Linked DNA regions of Homo sapiens: region 2 is linked to region 1. The links are chromatin contacts, found by Hi-C or POLR2A ChIA-PET in ENCODE. All regions are on one chromosome and are shown on one strand. The core of a region is the stretch at or near the end of the contact, and the rest is flanking DNA. Distances in the headings are between cores, read along the strand shown. Region 1 has its middle 55 kb from the start of CARMIL1. Region 2 overlaps CARMIL1 (capping protein regulator and myosin 1 linker 1).

Region 1 (6,598 bases), core at 2,295-4,794:
CATAACTCTACTTACCAATTTCCAAAAGGGGCAGTTTCCAAATTATTTTATATAGAAGGAGATGCTACAGCCTTCCTTAGGCACTCAATCTAGTGACCTATGACTAACATACCTCTGGGAGGAAAAAATCATCTTAATACAGATTAGTTTAATAAGACAATAAGACAGCCTGATACAGAAATTAAAACTAGGGTATGGAGGTTAAAGTTTGGCATATTGGCTTCTGCACTGACAGACATTTTACTTTCATGCTATTCTGATGGTCCTTGCCTAATGACCACAGAGCGTGTGTGTGTGTGTGTGTGTGTGTGTGTGTGTGTGTGTGTGTATGTATGTATGTATGTGTCTGTCTGTCTATCAGTGCTATCTAACAGTTTTCTGCAATGATGGAAATACTTTTTGATTGTCCAATGAAGTAGCCACTAGTCACATGTGGCAACTGAGCACTTGAGTGGTGACTAGTATAAAAGGGAAAATCAAATTTTTAATTTTATTTAATTAATTTATATTTAAACAACCACATGTAGTTATAACAACAGAATATTGGACAACGTGGGGGCTATAGAATGGGTGTAACAATGTTGTATTTCAGTTCTTCTACCAGTTCTTCGGATTCGTTTTCTTGAACAGAGTCCAAGATGGAATATTTTACCATGAATTCTGGGTTGGAATAGGTAGGATTACAGTGAAACTCTAGCATTTAGTCACATGAATAAAAGCTGAATGAGGACAAAGCATTTCAAAGAAGGATCATATGTCTACAGAGAAAGATAATCTGGCCCAATAAACCAGGTAAATTGTGTGTTTTGGAACGCTCTAGTGTATTTTATTGCTAACGCCCATTTAGTGAATGGATTGATTTTCCTGTTAGAATGTAGTGGGAACATAATCTGAATGCCTTTGACTCTGAAGCCTACTGCAGCTAACAAGAACATCATTTGTATTTCATTGGCCCAGACAGATTATGATTAATGGTTGGATGAACACATTTTCAGTTGAATTTATGTAGCACAGTGCTTCCCATAATTTTTTTCCTGTCAAGGAACTATTTTATGTTAAATTACACAAATATAGTTTTATTTTTATAACATTACTTCCTTCTATCTCTGAACACCTGCACCTTCTCTCACAATGTTAACCTCTCTCTTTGTATTGCAATTTGGCTTCTGTATCTACTCTGTTCTTTTTTCCCACCTTCCCCCGCCCCCTGAGACAAAGTCTCACTCTGTGGCCCAGGCTGGAGTGCAGTGGTGCAATCTTGGCTCACTGCAGCCCCGACCTCCCAAGCTCAAGTGATCCTCCCACCTCAGCCTTTGGGTTGCTGGGACCACAGATGCACACCACCATGCCTAGCTAATTTCTTGTATTTTTAGTGGAGACAAGATTTCGCTATTTTGCCCAGGCTGGTCTTGAACTCCTGGGCTCAAGCAATTCTTCTGCCTCAGCTCCCTAAAGTGCTAGGATTGCTGGTGTGAGCCACCATACCCAGCTTGTTTCTTTTATTCTCAGAATATTCTTAATATTCTCAAGAACATTCTTGGCCTCCCTTCCCTGCCATTTATAATGTTTCCTCCCTTGGTTTCTTTATTTTCCTTCATTCACACTCTGATTGCACCATTCAGTTTGACTCAATTGTAGTCAAATTCAACTCACAGGCTTGTTAACCCTAGTTTGGTGAACATCATAAGTCTTTCAGATGCTGGTTGGAAATGCACCTCCTCAATCCCTAACACTGACATTTAAGCAGCAGAAAGAAGAGGAGCAGCCCATGGTGAAGGCAACTGGAAAGGTCAGAGACCCAAGGAGAGATAAGATGAAAGTTATCAGTGGTGCCTAATGAAGAAGAACTGTTCTGTGAGACAAGGACTGAGAATGTTCCTCATGAGGACATCATTGATGACCTTGGTGAGAACAGTCAGCAGAAGTTTGAGAAATTATTGGGAGGTGCTGAAGCTGCCACAAGTACAGACCAAGCTTCTGAGAGAGTTGGATGATGACAGAAGGAGAAAGTGAAAAAGGGCTCAGGGTAGAGAGGCTTTTGTTTAGGATGGGAGAAGCTAGAGCAAGCCAATGTCAGCTGGGGCCTCCCTGGCTCTGTGAGATGTTGGTCCATCTTTGTAAACCTGGTCCAAAGCCACAGTCCAAGATTCCTTTTATGATTTCCCTAAATTTCTGAGGCTTGCTCCCTCATGCTTCTCTTTGTGTCCCCTGCCACATCTGTACCTGTGGTTTCAGATCCATCTTGTGGCACCACAGTGCGAATCTCAGCCTTCTCGCCAGTTTCTACACAAACACTCATGTTAATGGTAATCTATTGAGTTAACAATTTAACAAGGAACTTTAAGGTAGTTTGGAGGTGCTCCTGGAGAGGGGTTATACGCCCAACCACACTGCCCTCTGCCATCCTGCTGGCTCCTCCTCCGTTTTTCCCAACTTCCTCCTCCTTTAGAGCAAGGAATTACTTTTCTTGTCTAGAACTGAGTGATCAACCCAGAGTCAAGGTCTCGCCTTCAACCTCAATGGGCTTATCCATGAATTTTTCTAAGAAATCTCCAAAAGGAATTTTCATGCCATTTGCTAAGAGAATTCGATTCTCCTCTAATATGTCCTCTTGTCATATTAGCATTCGGGGGTGGGGGCGGGGCAAACAGTTTATGTAGACACAGAAATTGATGCATGTGGTGAAATGCTGGGAGACACCTGGAGGGGAGAGGAGGGCAGCTGTTCTATTTCTTGTGATTGGTGGGACAGGAAGCAAGAATGAGTGAAAATGAAGATAAACCTGTATGGGGGCAGGATGTGTATGGGGGTGGGATGGAAGAGTGAAGATTTGAGGGTTTGTGGGCTCAGTAGTCTCTGTGGGGGCAAGATCACTTGCTGACAGGGGATGGACAGAACTGAAGGTATGAGATTCTCGCTATAGAGAGGAGTGAGGGAAGGAGAAGGGATGAGGGGAGAGATGCTGTTTTTAGATAAGGAGAAGTATTGACAAGATGAATGGAGTATTCTTCTGAAATCGGAAAGTATACCTTTGTGAAGATACCAGTTCCCACGGTTGTACTTCTCTCTAGAAGCCCCAAATCACTAAGATATAGAAGCAGAGAAGGGGGATTTCAGGATTAATCTGGGGTTGGAGCTTGCAGAGCAGGACAGTGTGAGTTCTAGTGCTTTATTCTGAAGTCCTGGTGAAAAAGGGAAAATTGAGTAGGAAGAAGCCTGCCCATTAGCACTGGGTTGACATTCAGCTCCACTCTGGACCATGTTACCTTGGTGATAATGAAAGTGGAAGGAGGGATGCTTTTCTGCCAATTTTATCTAAGCGTCTTGGGCAGTTTTAATTTAAACGTATGATACTACCTCCATTTTTTCCTGGTATGATTCCTTTCATTTAATTAGGCTCTATTGGTGGAAAGTAGTTGATCTTTGATGACGTTGTTATCTCCTGAACATTATTATATCTCCCGCTCTGGTTTACAGGTTTTTCCTGACTCTTCTCTTCTGCATTACAGCTCAGGACTGCCACCCAGTGGCCTGTTAGCATAGAGCTCTGGAAATGCTGATTTTTTTCTTTAATACAGCCACAGAATAAGACAATAAGAAAATATTTGCTTCCTTGTTGGGGAAAGTAAAATGCAGAACTTCCTATTTACCAGCCAAACAAAAGAAGAATGCATTCTCTCAGGACCTCAGGGACTGTCAGAAAATAAGAAAAGCTTTTTTGACCTTAGTAACCTTTGACATGGTTCTCTGAGACCAAGTGTGTTTAGCCAGGAATTTATACTAAACAGGGAATGGAATGAAAGCAGGATCAGGATTTTGAAGAAAAATACCTCTCAAATTGGGGAGAGTTAGGCAAAGAGATTCTGAATGTAAAGTCATTTGGGGAAGACATAGGCCCTTGGATAAAGCATACTTTTTTTGTTTTCCTATTTTACTTTCTTCCTCACCCTTTAACACATGGAAGATGGGTCCCTGTGTCCTCCAGGTCTGATAGGAGTTGTCAGACTGCCGTTGTTTGAGTTACTTTATTTATTTGGAATTTCTGGATGTGAGAAGCTATGGAAGCCAAGTTCAGATTCAGCCATTCTAATTCTCTTATAAGATATCCTCTGTGAAACAGTGGTGTACATTTCAGTTTTGTTTTTGTAAAAATTGAGTATCAAAATTTTAAAATCCTACATGTTTTATTATCAAAAGATCACTTACAGGCATAAACTCTAGTATAATTTTTAATTTTTTGAATTGTAGATTGTCTTTTTCTTTTTTATCATAGACACTCTGAAAGCTAATTGGGATGACAGAGAAGAAAAAGAGAAAAGAAAGAATCTCGAATAAGAGGCCCAGTGGCCTCACTAGAAGGATGAGAAGATAAGACTTGCTCTAGAGGAGGAAAAATGGCAGCTTCCTTGCCCACTAAGGGGAGACACAGAGACCCTTGAATGCAATGTAGAGTGTCCTTCCTTAGCCCTTATAGCGGTTCTTCAAAGTTGCAACTGTTCCTACAAATGTTATTTACAGCCTGGGACTTCATTAAGCCAGAATATTTCCCTGAACACTACTAGAGATGTGCTCTGTAATATTAGCAAGGTCTTGCTGATACCAAGGGAGGGAAAGTAGGTGAATATCTGTGCATGGCTCTGGAGGCATACCTAGGGCAGTGTGGGTGGAGTGCCAGGCTCTGTTAAGGATTCCCAGTGGGTCAGCCACAAGCATATGGAGTGATGGCTCCTGAACAAAGACTGGGCAGAAAAGTGGGCAGAAGGGAATGCCAGAAATTGGAGACAGAGATAAGATACTAAACACAAACTTTTCCACTTCCTAATTTTGTCTAAGATAAGAAGATTCTAAAAACAAACTTTTCCACTTTCTCATTTTGTCTAAGTCCAGCCCTGCTTGCATCCAATGGAAGATAAAAGATTAAAACTAGAGATTATTTTCAACAAGCATGAATTGAGGACCTACTATAATTGGTTTATTGAGCAATCTTGCTTCACTGGACAATGAAAGTAGGAAGACATTATTTTTTCCTGTCATTGCTTTTACCTGGGCTCTGCAAAATATCCTTTTCCTGACACTTAATGAAATCTTGGGGAGATTTAATAATGTCAGGATCAGTTTGGTTATTAAACATCATTTTGTTTAAAACTCCAATCATATCCTATTCAAGTTTCAAATATTACCTTACCTCACTCCTGCTCCAGGTACTAGGTCACAAAGAAAGTCTTTAAAGTCAAAATGTTTAAGAATCTAAGTTATATGAACCATATTATCTGGCTATATTGTAATAATCATATAAGAAATAAGAGACTTAACTTACCTATACTGTTATAGGTTAAAAAAAATTGTGAGTCATTTACATTAACAGTGAAGAAGGGAAACATTGATATTTTCTTTTCATAAAAACACCACACTACTTCTTTTAGCATCTGAGATAGAAACAGAAGCTAATAAATAGGGAAAGAGTTTTTGATTTTTAACTTTGTATTTGATATACTAAAATAGCAGCCCATAAGTTCAAACCCCATGTGTTTCATTTTTATTCTGATATAATAATTTGAATAGAGAAAATTCTTAAAGTATCTTAAATGCTCATTTTTCCCTCAAATATCTCATATAACATGGTGCTCAGAATAAGGTGAAATGCAATATGTTGCTGTTTGTAGCAGCACGGTTTCTATTTTAATGGCTGATGATTTAAAATTTTATTTTAAAATTTATATATGCATATATCTATATTAAAATATAAGATTATTTTATATTTTATTTTAAAATCATCTTCTAAGATCAAAAACAATTTGGTTTGAAATGACAGTACAAGGAATGTGCATCAGTGCCTCCATGTCAACCTGCTGACACTGAACGTTCAGTTTTATTCTGCAACCTTCTGCAAGCTAATTTATACAGCATCCAAAGCTAAGGCGAAAATCAGGCCTGGAGTTAGAACTCACTGGATGTCAATCTGGTTTCTGATGGATAACAGAGGCTGAGGACATAAAATAGTCCGAGTGTTATTTATGCTATTCAGCTAGATATGTTTCATTGAAAGCAACTTGTTTTAAAATGTCTATGAGCTTGGAGTTGTATTTATATTGCATCAGATCCACAAAGGTGTGCAGTTTCTGGCTGGCACTGATCTGTTGACATGTCCTTGGCATAACACACTTGAAAAGTTACAACAGACTGCTTTTTTCTCCATGTTGTTGGTTTTCAGAAACTTATAAATAACTGACCAAATCTTCTAAATTAGAAGTAGTTGGATACTAGCAATGGTTCAAAACTTCCTACAGGGAAGTCCAACTGAGTATACTTGGAATGTTGTTGTGACACAGCCTGAATACAGGCACTAAGTTTCTGTATATGAGGCCTAGCATTAAACTCAGATTTGTAGGGAAAGTCTGATTCATGGCATGGAAATTGGAAAACACCTTATACTGTTGTAGGTCTTGCTGGGAATATCTGCAAGGCATGGCCTGATTAGAACTCCAATCTGTAAGCTGCCATTTACTTGCTATGCCTCATTTTATGACCCAGTTGCTGCTACTTCATCTCATGAATTTGTTGGTGCTAAAGCTATTGGGGTGGTTATAACTACCCTGTA
Region 2 (6,598 bases), core at 2,689-5,188, 150 kb before region 1:
GCGCATGCCTGTAATCCCAGCTACTCGGAAGGCTGAGGCAGGAGAATCGCTTGAACCAGGGAGGTGGAGGTTGCAGTGAGCCATGATCGCACCACTGCACTTCAGCCTGGTGATAAAGCGAGACTCTGTCAAAAAAAAAAAAAAGAGAGAGAGAGAGATGAAAATTGAGACATTATAACCAAAAGAAATACAAAAGATCATTCAAGACTGCTATGAACACCTCCATGCAAACAAACTAGAAAATCTACAGGAAATGGACAAATTCCTGGAAACATACAATCTTCCTAGCTTGAATCAGGAAGAAATAGAAATCCTGAACAGACCAAAAAAAAAAAAAAAAAGCCGAAGGCCAGATAGATTCACAGCTGAATTGTACCAGACATTCAAAGAAAAATTGGTACCAATCTGCTGAAACTATTCCAAAAGGTTGAGAAAGAGGGCATCCTCTATAACTTATTCTATGACACCAATATCACCCTGATACCAAAACCAGGAAAGGATATAACAGAAAAAAAAAAGACAAAGAAAACTACAGAACAATACCCTTGAATCAACAAAGATGTAAAAATCCTCAACAAAATACTAGCAAACTGAATCCAACAGCACATCAAAAAGATAATTCACCATGATCAAGTGGGTTTCATCCAGGATGTAGGGATGATTTAACAAATGCAAGTCAATAAATGTGAAACATCATATAAACAGAATTTTTTAAAAACACAAAAATCTATTGATCATCTTAATAGATGCAGAAAAAGCATTCGATAAAATCCAGCATCCCTTTATGATAAAAATTCTCAACAAACTAGGGATAGAAGGAATATAGTTCAAAATAATAAAAGCCATGTATGACAGACTCACAGCCAACATCATACTGAAGGGGAAAAGTTGAAACCATTGCCCTTCAGAACTGGAACAAGACAAGGATGCCCACTTTCACTACTTCTATTCAACATAGCACCAGGAGCCCTAGTCAGAGCAATCAGGCAAGAGAGAAAAATAAAGGGTATCCAAATTGGAAAAGAGTAAATTACACTATCTCTGTTTGCCAGTGGTATGATTATATACCTAGAAAACCCTAAAGACTCCTCCAAAAGACTCCTAGATTTGATAAATGAACTCAGTGAAGTCTCAGGTTACAAAATCAATGTACACAAATCAGTAGTACTGCCATACACCAACAACAATCAAATTCAGAATCAAATCAAGAACTCAATCCCTTTTATAATAACAGCAAAAATAAAATAAATTACCTAGAAATATACTTAACAAGGAGGTGAAAAATCTCTTCAAGAACGACAAAACACTGCTGAAGGAAATCAAAGATAATACAAACAAATGGAAAAAATATCCCATCCTCATGAATTGGAAGAATCAATTTCATGAAAATGGCCATACTACCCAAAGCAATCTAGAGATTCAATGCAACTTCTATCAAAATACTAACATCATTTTTCACAGAATTAGAAAAAAAAATTCATATGGAACCAAAAAGAACCTGAATAGCCAAAACAATCCTAAGCAAAAAGAACAAACATGAAGGCATCACATTACCTAACTTCAAATTATACTACAAGGTTATAGTTACCAAAACAGCACGGTATAGGTATAAAAGTAGATACATAGACCAATGTAACAGAACAGAGAACACAGTAATAAAACCAAATACTTACAACCACAATTGATCTTTGACAAAGTATACAAAAACATAAATTGGAGAAAGGACACCATATTCAACAAATGGTGCTGAAAAAACTGGATAGCCACATGTATAAGAATGAAACTGGATCCCTATCTCTCACCATATACAAAAATCAACTCAAGATGGATCAAAGACTTACATCTAAGAGCTGAAACCAATTACAGTAGACAACCTAGGAAAAACTTCTGGACATTGGTCTAGGTAAAGAATTTATGACTAAGACCCCAAAAGCAAATGCAAGAAAAACAAAAATAAATAAATAGAACCTAATTAAACTAAAAAGCTTCTGCACAGCAAATCACCATCAGAGTAAACAGATGACCCACAGAGTAGGAGAAAATATTTGCAAACTATGCATCCTACAAAGAACTAATACCCACAATCTACAAGTAACTCAAATAAATTAGCAAGAAAACAAACCAAATAATCCCATCAAAAAGTGGGCAAATGACATGAATAGACATTTCTCAAAAGAAGATATACAAATGGCCAACAAATATACAAAACAATGTTCAACATCACTGATCATCAGGGAAATGCAAATTAAAACCACAACAAGATACCACCTTACCCCAGCCAGAATGGCCATTACTAAAAAGGTAAAATACAATAGATGTTGGCATGGATGTGGTAAAAAGAGAACACTTACTTATACACTGCTGGTGGGAATGTAAATTAGTACAACCTCTATGGAAAACAGCATGAAGATTCCTTAAAGAACTGAAAGTAAAGATACCATTCCATCCAGCAATCTCACTACTGGGCAACTACTAAAAGGAAAAGAGGTAATTCTATCAAAAAGACACGTGCACACATCACAGCACCATTCACAATTGCAAAGATACAGAACCAACCTAAGTGCCCATCAACTGATGAATGGATAAAGAAAATGTGGTCTATATACACTATGGAATACTACTCAGACATAAAACAGAATGAAATATCTTTCACAGCAATTTGGATGGAGCTGGAGGCCATTATTCTACGTGAAGTAACTCAGGAATGGAAAACCAAATACCGTATGTTCTCACTTATAAGTGGGAGCTAAACTATGGGTACACAAAAGCATACAGAGTCATTTAGCGAACTTTGGTGACTCAGAAGAGGGGAGGGGAGGAGAGAGATGAGGGATAAAAAAAAGCTACATATTGGGTACAATATACACAGATGATGGGTGCACTAAAATCGCAGACTTCACCACTATACAATTTGTCCGTGTAACCAAAAACCATTTGTACCTCAAAAGCTATTGAAATTTTACATATATATATATCAACTAAAAAAAAAATATGTTTAGTGAATGAAACTCCTGGTTCAACCTACAGTTGGTCCTTTAGACTTTCCACTTCCTAAGTGAGAATAGCTCTCAGGGTGGAAGAGCTACGAGGCAGACAAACCCCATAGTGCTACTCTATCATCCCACACAAATGCAGGGGCTGTATGACTCCGTCGGGGCAGTACAAAAGACAAAATATTCCTGTCCTTTGCTCTTAAGAGCAAGCACATCATGGCAGACAGTTTACAATTATTTTCCACGTCTTCTTTACTAGCCAGGCCATTCATGTCTTTATATTTGACAACTGGCTACACACCCTCAAAAATAAACACAGTGATGGAAAGGTTGCTCTGTTCCCTGCTAATACATGTGTAATAAAGCTACTCTTGCAGATGCTTGGCGCTGTGGTCAAAAGGAGCACCTTCCCCCGCCTACCCCCATAAAGATGAAGGTCTTGAATAAAATAGAAGCCACACAGAGTCCAGTTCTGAAATGAAAATATCACACTCATAAAAGCATTAAGAAGGTTCCCTATTGAGCTGGTTTCAAATGTTTAATTACTGTAATTATATGCATACATACTTTATCACTGTTTTCTAATGAGGTTGGCAAGGAGACAGAAACTTGGCATTTTATTCCTAGTTTAATGCGCTTGTTTTTATGCTTACTGTAACAGCTTGCTAGAAGAGCACTGGAGATAGAGTCGGATACGCTTTAAAGGACAAGGGAAAACAGCTCCCAGTGGATGGTACACACATGGCAAAAGGCCAAGAGTAGAAGCACCGTCATTAGGAAAAGGAATCAGCCAAGGTAAGCAACGTCATTCACAAACAGAAAAACCTGGACTGCAACCTACCTACCTTCTCTCCTCACTTCAAATAAGACTTTGAGCTTTAAAAACAAAGAGCGTGGCTGGAAGGGGGAGCCACAGCTGCTTAATCTGAAAGCACCTTTCAGTTTCTTCACAAAAGTTTCCAAGTCAAGGGGAAAATTCAACACCCAAACACACAAAGCAAGCTCCAGAGGCAAATGTGGGCACTTCTGAGAGCAGCAGTACTCCAGGGTTGGTTCCTAGCCTACGAGAGTTCTGGTGAAAGAGGCTACTGTGAACCAAAGGCCCAGCCTTCCTGCAGGGGAGGAAAGTCAGCAGTTTACTTGGGAATTTGCCACCTCGATACATAGCAAGTGAGGAAGTGGTGAGAGGTGGCAGATGGAAAGGGGTAAGGGGGGCGAGGGGCACAAGCTAGATCCAGACAGCTGTGGTGTTATAAAAATGTAGCAGCCAAGCAATGTGGAAACGGGAGTCTTAAGCATCTGATTAACTGAGAAGCAGCTGTGGTAATTTCTGGACTAGCTTTAAAAAAAAAAAAAAAAAACAAAATACAGCATTGCATTCAACTGTTAAGCTGACTGCAAGAGCGATCAATGGGTTGAGAATTAAACTAAAGCTCGAGACACTGAGCCTTGCTCTAATGGTGTCGATGGCACAGGGCCATGCTACGGGGTAAAACCAGGTTATGATGAGTTCCCCGTCTGGGACTTCCAAGAAGCGTTCCCTAGAACAGGATCCAAGACAGATCCACCCAATATTTAAATCCAGTCTTTAACAAAGGCCCTGTATAGACACCAGACTAACTAATTTGAGCCTAAAAGGAGACTCCTAAAAGTTCAGATAAACTTAGTTACTTACACTCCTCTATTACAGCAGAAATAGACATGTGATCTAATCATGTAAGGGGTTTTAAATTCAGCCAAAATAACTGGCAAATTTTCCTTGCTAAAATGGCAAAAACGAACCCTCCTAACAGAATTGCTCCACTGTAATTATTTACAGTAAATCAATAAGTACATCATTCTATATAACATACTGATCAATACAACACATTTTGACCAATTAAAGATTTTACTCAAAAAACATGAGTCTGGGACAAGGAAGAATATACATACATGAGGCCATTTATCACATTAAAATATATAAAGCAAGAGTGTAGACATGTAAAATCTCATTAATTCCACATCTAAATATTTCAACCATTTCTGAAAGGTAGACAAGAGGACTCCAGAGTAAAGAGTACAGGACTTAACCATTTTAGTAGAGATTTTAGGGTGATTCACAGAACTGCCAATCAGGTGGGTCTTATGTTATTGGTTATATCATAATCATCTGGGGTTCTATGAGATTCCTGAGTAATGTCTGTTTTGTCTCCCTAAATTGAATGTATGTCTTTGGTTTCATTTGAAAACATTGATCTGTATGTAGCTGGTGCTTATCAGGAGGTGTTAGCTGTCTGTTCAATGTGCTCTAAGAGTGATGTACTGGGCTAATTTAACTCAAATAGCTTTATAATTCTGTCACAACCTCTCTGCAGCCGCCTACTTTTCCTAGGGCAGGGAAATGGAAATCATTTTAAGAAACGGAAAAAGTGTGGTTTAAGTAATTCAGCTTAGCTTATTTCCCTTGGGAAAAGGACAGTTAACAACTACTCTCAGAAACTAAGTAAGTCGTGTCTGACCTCTATTAGTTATTTAAATTTAGCCATACCTTTAACTAATAAAGAGAAGGTGTCCTAGTCAACTCCAGTAAGGATCAGGGTTCTCTGCTTCTGGCATACCAACTGATTTGAACTCTGAATTTCTCTCAGAGTTGTGCTCAGAATTTTACTGATAGTTCAGCTGACGTGGAAAGGTCTGAATGCAGCCGGGTGCGGTGGCTCACGCCTGTAATCCCAACACTTTGGGAGGTCAAGGCAGGCAGATCACTTGAGGTCAGGAGTTTGTGACCAGCCTGGCCAACATGGGGAAACCTCATTTCTACTAAAAATGCAAAAATCAGCCGGGTATGGTGGCATGTGCCTGTAAATCCCAGCTATTCGGGAGACTGAGGCAGGAAAATCATTTGAACCTGGGAGGCAGAAGCTGCAGTGAGCCGAGATCATGCCACTGCACTCCAGCCTAGGCGACAGACCGAGGCTCCGTCGGGGTTTGGGGGAGAGTCTGAATGCAGCACAGGAGAGGTGGTCTGTAGATAATGAAGCCAAGTGTGGGCTGTTTGGAAGTCAAGTGTTCACACATGGGAACCTGTCTCAAAATATGAATTACTTCCTTACTGCATTAATATTCTCCCTCCTTAACTCTTCCCTCTCCAAGTCTTACCCTCCTTACCTTCCTCTTCAAGCCTTAACAGGACTGAGTACCAGCAAGGGCACACACAGCCACATCACACACAGCTGAGTGTTCTGGGGGCACTGGTGATGTTGGTTTGCTAGCTCTCCCCTAGGAGGTCCTTCCAGACACAGCAGCAACCCCCACACTTCCTGCTCCTCAATGGCAGCCACCCTCCAAACCACTCCCAAACCCCAAATCAGCCCCAAGGAGACCAGGTCTTCACCCCACTCAGCAGCTTACATCCCACTTGACCAAACTGTCAATGACAACATTGCTTTGTTTGTTTTTTAACCAGCATCTATAGGGATACCCTCAGAATTCTTAGCACTAACAAAAAGAGCTCCAAATAGAGAAATTGAAACCAAAAGTTTACATCACAGATCCCCCTTCCACCAAAAAAGTAAATGTTATGCAGCACTAAACCACACCCCCCACATCAAAACTGCAGCACAAGC

Evidence for each region. Hi-C counts contacts between places; a loop is a spot of excess contacts on that map. ChIA-PET counts read pairs that join two places held with the same protein, here RNA polymerase II (POLR2A). Pooled maps may share reads with other maps.
Region 2: a pooled map shows a loop between it and region 1 (2.4-fold over the local background). The contact joins two enhancer-like sites. A Hi-C loop is called at or near these places in 4 of 50 pooled maps. POLR2A ChIA-PET finds 5 or more read pairs at or near these places in 2 of 52 experiments (activated CD8-positive, alpha-beta memory T cell and activated T-cell).

Annotation. Positions count from the first base shown.
Region 1 is chr6:25,220,582-25,227,179 of GRCh38, reverse strand. It overlaps the pseudogene LOC100533655. Among named protein-coding and RNA genes, the nearest start is that of CARMIL1, 55 kb to the left of the region's middle. Within about 2 kb of position 3,544, at least 3 of the 41 ENCODE cell types and tissues checked have a DNase peak (open chromatin) inside an H3K27ac peak, as active enhancers do.
Region 2 is chr6:25,367,136-25,373,733 of GRCh38, reverse strand. The region is part of intron 2 of CARMIL1 (capping protein regulator and myosin 1 linker 1); the gene reads right to left. It overlaps LOC124901281 (a long non-coding RNA gene), which reads left to right. Exons shown (of 3, transcript XR_007059512.1): 2 at 3,655-3,788. Among named protein-coding and RNA genes, the nearest start is that of CARMIL1, 91 kb to the right of the region's middle. Within about 2 kb of position 3,938, at least 14 of the 41 ENCODE cell types and tissues checked have a DNase peak (open chromatin) inside an H3K27ac peak, as active enhancers do.